2 separate regions of the Homo sapiens genome follow, and region 2 is linked to region 1. The links are chromatin loops, found by intact Hi-C in ENCODE. Cell type or tissue: mammary epithelial cell. All regions are shown on one strand. Each heading gives the region's core, and the rest is flanking DNA. Links, peaks and the distances in the headings are about the cores only. Region 1 overlaps ACSL4 (acyl-CoA synthetase long chain family member 4). Region 2 has its middle 52 kb from the start of CHRDL1.

Region 1 (2,926 bases), core at 270-2,769:
AAACGGTATAAAAGATGATAAAATGGTTCAGCTATATAGGGTGCTTACCATAAATGGAGCTTGCAGGACTGGAAGTTGCTCTGGGTGAGTCAGTGAATGAGTGGTGACTGACTGTGAATGCCTAAGACATTACTGTACACCACTGTCCACTTTATAAATACTGTACACTTATGCTACACTAAATTTATGAAAATATTTTTATTCAGTAATAAATTAACCTTAGCTTACTATAACCTTTTTAGTTTACAAACTTTTAAATTTTTTTGACTTTTTGATTCTTTTATAACATTTAGCTTAAAACAAACACACTGTACAGCTGTACAAAAATATTTTTTCTTTATGTCCTTATTCTAAAAGCTTTTTTATATTTTTAAAATTGATTTTTTTCTCTTTAAACTTCTGTGTTAAAACTAAGACACAGTCTCAAAACAAAAACAAAAACAAAAAACTAAGACACAATCACAAACATTAGCCGAGGCCTACAAAGGGTCAGGATCATCAGTATCGCTGTCTTTCACCTCCACATCTTGTCCCACTGGAAGGTCTTTAAGGTCAGTAACATGCATGCAGTTGTCATCTCCTATAAGAGTGTCTTCTTCTGGAATACCTCCTAAAGGACCTGCCTGAGGTGCTTCTTGAGAAGGTGTCATTCTTTTTAGAAATATTGATATGTCCATGGTGGTTTGCTAGTATTCTTGAATAATGTGCCCTGCTGTGACTTCACTAGTCTACAGGAATTTTTCATCTCCATTATATTCTTATGGGACGACTGTATATGCAGTCCGTCATTGACTGAAATGTTATGTGGTTCATGACTGTAGTTTATTCCCTATTTTTAGATATTTTGTTGTTTCCATCTCTTTGCTCAGTTAATTCTTCATGATTTTAAGTAAAAGGCCAACTGTGTGTGTCTTCTCAATCTTTTCCCCCCTAACAAATGAGAAATATGACACTCTTATCATTACAGTGGCTCAATAAGCCAGTGATTCTAAATGTATGTATATTATGTTGAACGACTTGAAATTGCCTTTTTTTTTTGTCTGTAGCAAATTTTTTACTATTGGCAATTTTATGTGGTTCAACCTAATAGCTTGAAAAAGATTTCTAGGTTATTCTGACCACCCTGCACCCCTGTCCCATCTCTCACTTCCCTGAGAATCTGCATTTAGAATAGTGAGCTGTTTCTGAAGCCTTTGGACTAAGCAACAATGTTGACAAACTTACCTTCCAGGAGTCTCTGATAAGCACAACATCCTGAAGACATATCCTTGTGTTGATGACATATGCAGAGAACTTTAACTATAGTGACTTGCATCTGTGTGTCAGTACGGTAGAGATAGACTTCTGAGTTTTCACCTAAGCTCTGCAAGAGAGCCTGATGGTCCTCTATCCTGGTTCCATATCTGTAGTGACTAGCTAAGGACAGTGGTGCCACCCAGTGGCACGTTATAGACAAGCTGCTGATGTTGCTTTAGCACTCTTCACTGCATCAAATTCTTTCCTTTCCCATCCCTTTCCCTTCCCCTTCCCTTCTTCCCTTCTTCCCTTCATCCCTCCTTCCCTCCCTTCCTTCCTCTCTCCCTTTCTTCCCTTCTCTCTTCTCTCCTCCTTCCCTCCCTCCCTTCTTCCTTTCTTTTTGTTTTCTTTCTTTTCTCAGGGTCTCACTCTGTCGCCCAGGCTGGAGTGCAGTGGCGTAATCTCAGCTCACTGCACCCTCCACCTCCCAGGCTCAAGCGATCCTCCCACCTCAGCCTCTGGAGTAGCTGAGACTACAGTCGTGTGCCACCACGGCCTGCAAATTTTTGTACAGACAAGGTTTCCCCATGTTGCCCAGGCTGGTCTGAAACCCCTGGGCTCACATGATCCGCCCACCTCAACCTCTTTAGTAGCTGGGACTACAGGCACATGCCATGGCAGCTGGCTTTCTTTTTCTTTCTTGCATACTCTTCCACATTCATGGTCTCATTTTCCTTTTATTTTCCCCACCTATGCCACTGGCACTTACGAGCTTCATTTCGGCCAGCTGATAATATTCAGGGACACTAGCCATATAATTTTGCTGTGATACCCTTATTTTAATAAAGCTTTGGAATATAGGATGTGAAATAGTAAGTGTAAACACACTGAACACACTGTCACTTACTCTGCTTATGAAGTCGTGGTTCTTACCCAGAATTGGCATCAAGTTTGTACTTGGTCAGAATATGGCACTTCTTGGCCAGGCATGGTGGCTTACCTCTGTAATCCCAGCACTTTGGGAGGCAGAGGTGGGAGGGTCGCTTGAGCCCAGAAGTTTTGAGACCAGCCTGGGCAAGATGGTGAGACCCTGTCTCTACAAAATTTTTAAAAATGAACCAGGCATGATGGCGAGTGCCTGTAGGCCCAGCTACTCAGGAGGCTGAGGTGGGAAGCTTGCTTGATCCCAGGAATTTGAGGCTGCAGTGAGCTGCGATTGTGCCACTGTGCTACAGCCTGGGCAACAGAGCAGGACCCCATCTCTTAAAAAAATGCCACTTCTCCTGTTCAATGATGAGACTCCTAATATATGAGAGGAGGCCCTCCTATGTATTTCAAATGTGGAGAGGCATATACTTCTACTCAGATTGAAAGATTTATCTTGGAAATCCTTTTTTGGTTTCCTTTCTACATAATATGACTTCTTATTTCATTCCAACTTAATTCCAAAAATATTTATCCAGCACCTACTGTGAACCAGTACTGTGCTAGGCCCCAGGTATTACAGTAGTTATCAAGACAGACATGACCTCTGCCTCTAAGGAGCTTAGAGCCTAGCAGGGGAACAGGAACTTAGACAAATTTAAGTGCTGTCCCGTAGGGTACTTTGAGGTCAAATAGCAGAGGCACTTCACGTAACATAGGAGGTCAAGGAAGGCTTTCTACACATTTCATTTAAATGAAGACCTAA
Region 2 (2,926 bases), core at 297-2,796, 1.1 Mb before region 1:
ATATGCTGAAATTTCCAGGAATACAGCTACCATGTAAATTGAGGGAAAACTGCTCTTTGTTGTGTTCAGAACTCTCCCAAGAGTTGTCTAACATTTTTGAAGATCATATTGCCAACAACAACGCTGATCATGGTAATTGAGTCACTAATGCAATGCCCCTGCATGCGCCTGCATTTGTAGTGTTTGAGTTCATGCTGTTTCTGTACGTAGGTGCAAGCTTCTACCTGTTCCCCTACATCTTATAGCATGGTGTGGCCTCAATCTTTGCAGATGGAAATTCATTATTTATTACCAATAATTTCCTTTTATTTCTCCTTCACACTAGTTGGACCTCTCTCTCTCTTATATATATACACACACACACACACAAATATATAAAATTATGTGTGTGGTAGGTACATTGCTCTATGAGTTTCTCTGTCTCATTTTAGGACAGTAAAGGGGCTGTAGCAAAGTATTTGTCAAAAATTACAAGCACTTACTAAATTGCCTACACTGCTTTCAGTGCTTTACATACCAGTCTCAGTCAATCCTCACAGAACTTCACAGAACCTGAATGAGATGAGTATTATTTGCACTCTTATCTTGCAGATGAAGAGGTGCATAGAGGTTAAGTAATTTGCCCAAGGCCACGCACTTAGTAAGTGATAGACAAGTAATCTGAACTCCAACCTGTTTGACTCCAAATGCAGTACACATTCAGCTGCTTGCAGTGTGGTAGATTACATCTACTGTTTCTTATTCGTGTTAGAACAGGCTCAGGATGATTCCAAGGGCAGTGTATTCCAAAACTATTTGAGGATTCCTACAAAAAGTATAGACACCCCCACCACCTGAATGACTGAAAACACTCATGCATACATTTGGATATGTTTAACACACACACAGCCAATCAATGACCTGAGTCAAATTTAATGGTGTCTTATTCCTTAATTGCTTCTTGTGTCCAATTAGATTGTATAATGCCTGAAAGCAGATCTGTGCCAGCCATATTTTCCTTTTGAAAAAAATAAGGTACATAATCTGATGCTGAATGTTACAATGGGAACAAATAGGTTCCATCTGGACTGTCCTGTGCAATTCCCACCCCATCAGCAACTAGCCACATTAATAGGACTTGGTGGCTAACAAATGATATATTTAGACCTTTATTTCCCTCAATTAACACGATCTATCGAGTGAAATGTACATCGCATAACTACATGTCTTATTCAGAGAAACTAGCCATTCCTCTTTCTCTGTGTAAACGAAAGCTCAGTGGTTTTCTCCAGGCTTCCATGAAGAACTACAGATCTCATTCTCAAGCATATCTAAATTCCATCACTAGATGGCAGTGTTGCCCAAACTTTTAATAGAGTAGTAGGTCAGCTTTGTTTAATGCCATTTTCTTCATGAGTCCTAGATCGAATTAACCATCTTTCCTGCCACCAGAAAAATGTCCAGAAGTTTTCCATGCTGAGATTTCAGGAAAGATAACTTGTCTGTGGCAACTTGTTGACATTTAAAAAATAAGCTTAAACCTGTTCCAGTACAGCTGGGTCGCCTCAGTTTAGTTCAAATACCCCTTGAGTCTATATTGTGTTGAAAACACTGAGCTAGGTGCTGGGGATACACAGATGAAGTTGAAAGGGCCTGACTCTCTTAAGAAAGGCGCAATCTAGTTGGAGAGACTGGCGCACAAACAAAAAGCTCTATAACAATATCATAACACTGTGATAGGGTAAGCATAGGATGGGGCACCCATCTCAGTTTGGGGATTCAGGGATCTACAGCTGGTGACACTAAAAGCTGAATCTTTTCAAAAATTTATTTGTATTTGTATAAATTTAAGGGACACAAGGGCAGTTTTGTTACATCGATATATTAAATAGTGGTGAGGTCTGGGCTTTAATATGTCCATCTAAATGGATCTACCATAAAGATAATAATGATAATAATGTATGTTTTACTCATTATTTTCTCATACCCCACCACCTCCCACCATCCCACCTTTCTTGAGTCTCAAATATCTATCATTCCACACTCCATGTTCATGTGTACCCATTATTTGGCTCCCACTTAGAACTGAGAACATGTGATATTTGACTTTCTATTTCTGAGTTGTTTTACTTAAGATAATGGCCACCAGTTCCATCCATATTGTGGGAAAAGACATGATTTCATTATTTTTTATAGATGAACACTATTCCATTGTGTATATATACCACATTTTCTTTATCCAATCATCCATTTATGGACATTTAGGTTGATTCCAAAGCTTGGTGAATACTTCTGCAATAAGCATAGGAGTGCAGATATCTCTGCTATATACTGATTTCAATTCCTTTGGATATACATTCACTAGTGGGATTGCTGGGTCATATGGTAGTTCTATTTTTAGTTTTTTGAGAAATATCCATACTGTTTTCCACAGAGGGTGAACTAATTTACATTCCCACCAACAGTGTGTAAGCATTCCCTTTTATCCACATCCTTGCCAACATCTTTTTTTTTTTTTGACCTTTTATAATAGCCATTCTGACTGGTGTAAAATGATATCTCATTGTGGTTTTGATTTGCATTTCTCTGATGACTAGTGATGATGACCATTTTTTCATATGCTTTTTGGCCACATGTATGTCTTCTTTTGAGAAGTGTCTGCTCATATCCTTTCCCATTTTTAATGGAGTCATTTGGTTTTCTGTTGTTTTTGTTGAGTTGTATGAGCTCCTTGTAAATTCTAGACATTAGTCTCCTGTCGGTTGCATGGTTTGCAAATATTTTCTCCCATTCGGCAGGTTGTCTGTTCACTCTGTTGATTATTTCCTTTGCTGTGCACAGTTTAAAGTCTTATTTGCTTATTTTTTATTTTTGTTGCTTGTGGTTTTGAGGTCTTAGTCATGAATTCCTCGCCCATACCAATGTACAGAAGACTTTTTTTCCTAGG

Evidence for each region. Peaks named below come from ENCODE experiments on the same cell type or tissue, not always from the same donor. Only the 100,000 strongest peaks of a DNase experiment are listed, where the experiment ranks them.
Region 2: a loop joins it to region 1, with 15 times the contacts of the local background. A loop is called at or near these places in 2 of 110 quality-filtered maps.

The regions. Positions count from the first base shown.
Region 1 is chrX:109,711,690-109,714,615 of GRCh38, reverse strand. All of the region lies in intron 1 of ACSL4 (acyl-CoA synthetase long chain family member 4), which reads left to right. Among named protein-coding and RNA genes, the nearest start is that of ACSL4, 20 kb to the left of the region's middle. In mammary epithelial cell, for the core only: a CTCF peak has its summit at 1,436 (motif pointing left); a DNase peak (open chromatin) is centred at 1,415; H3K27ac peaks cover 597 bases.
Region 2 is chrX:110,845,897-110,848,822 of GRCh38, reverse strand. No RefSeq gene overlaps it. Among named protein-coding and RNA genes, the nearest start is that of CHRDL1, 52 kb to the right of the region's middle. In mammary epithelial cell, for the core only: a CTCF peak has its summit at 1,318 (motif pointing right); no DNase peak of the experiment used is centred there.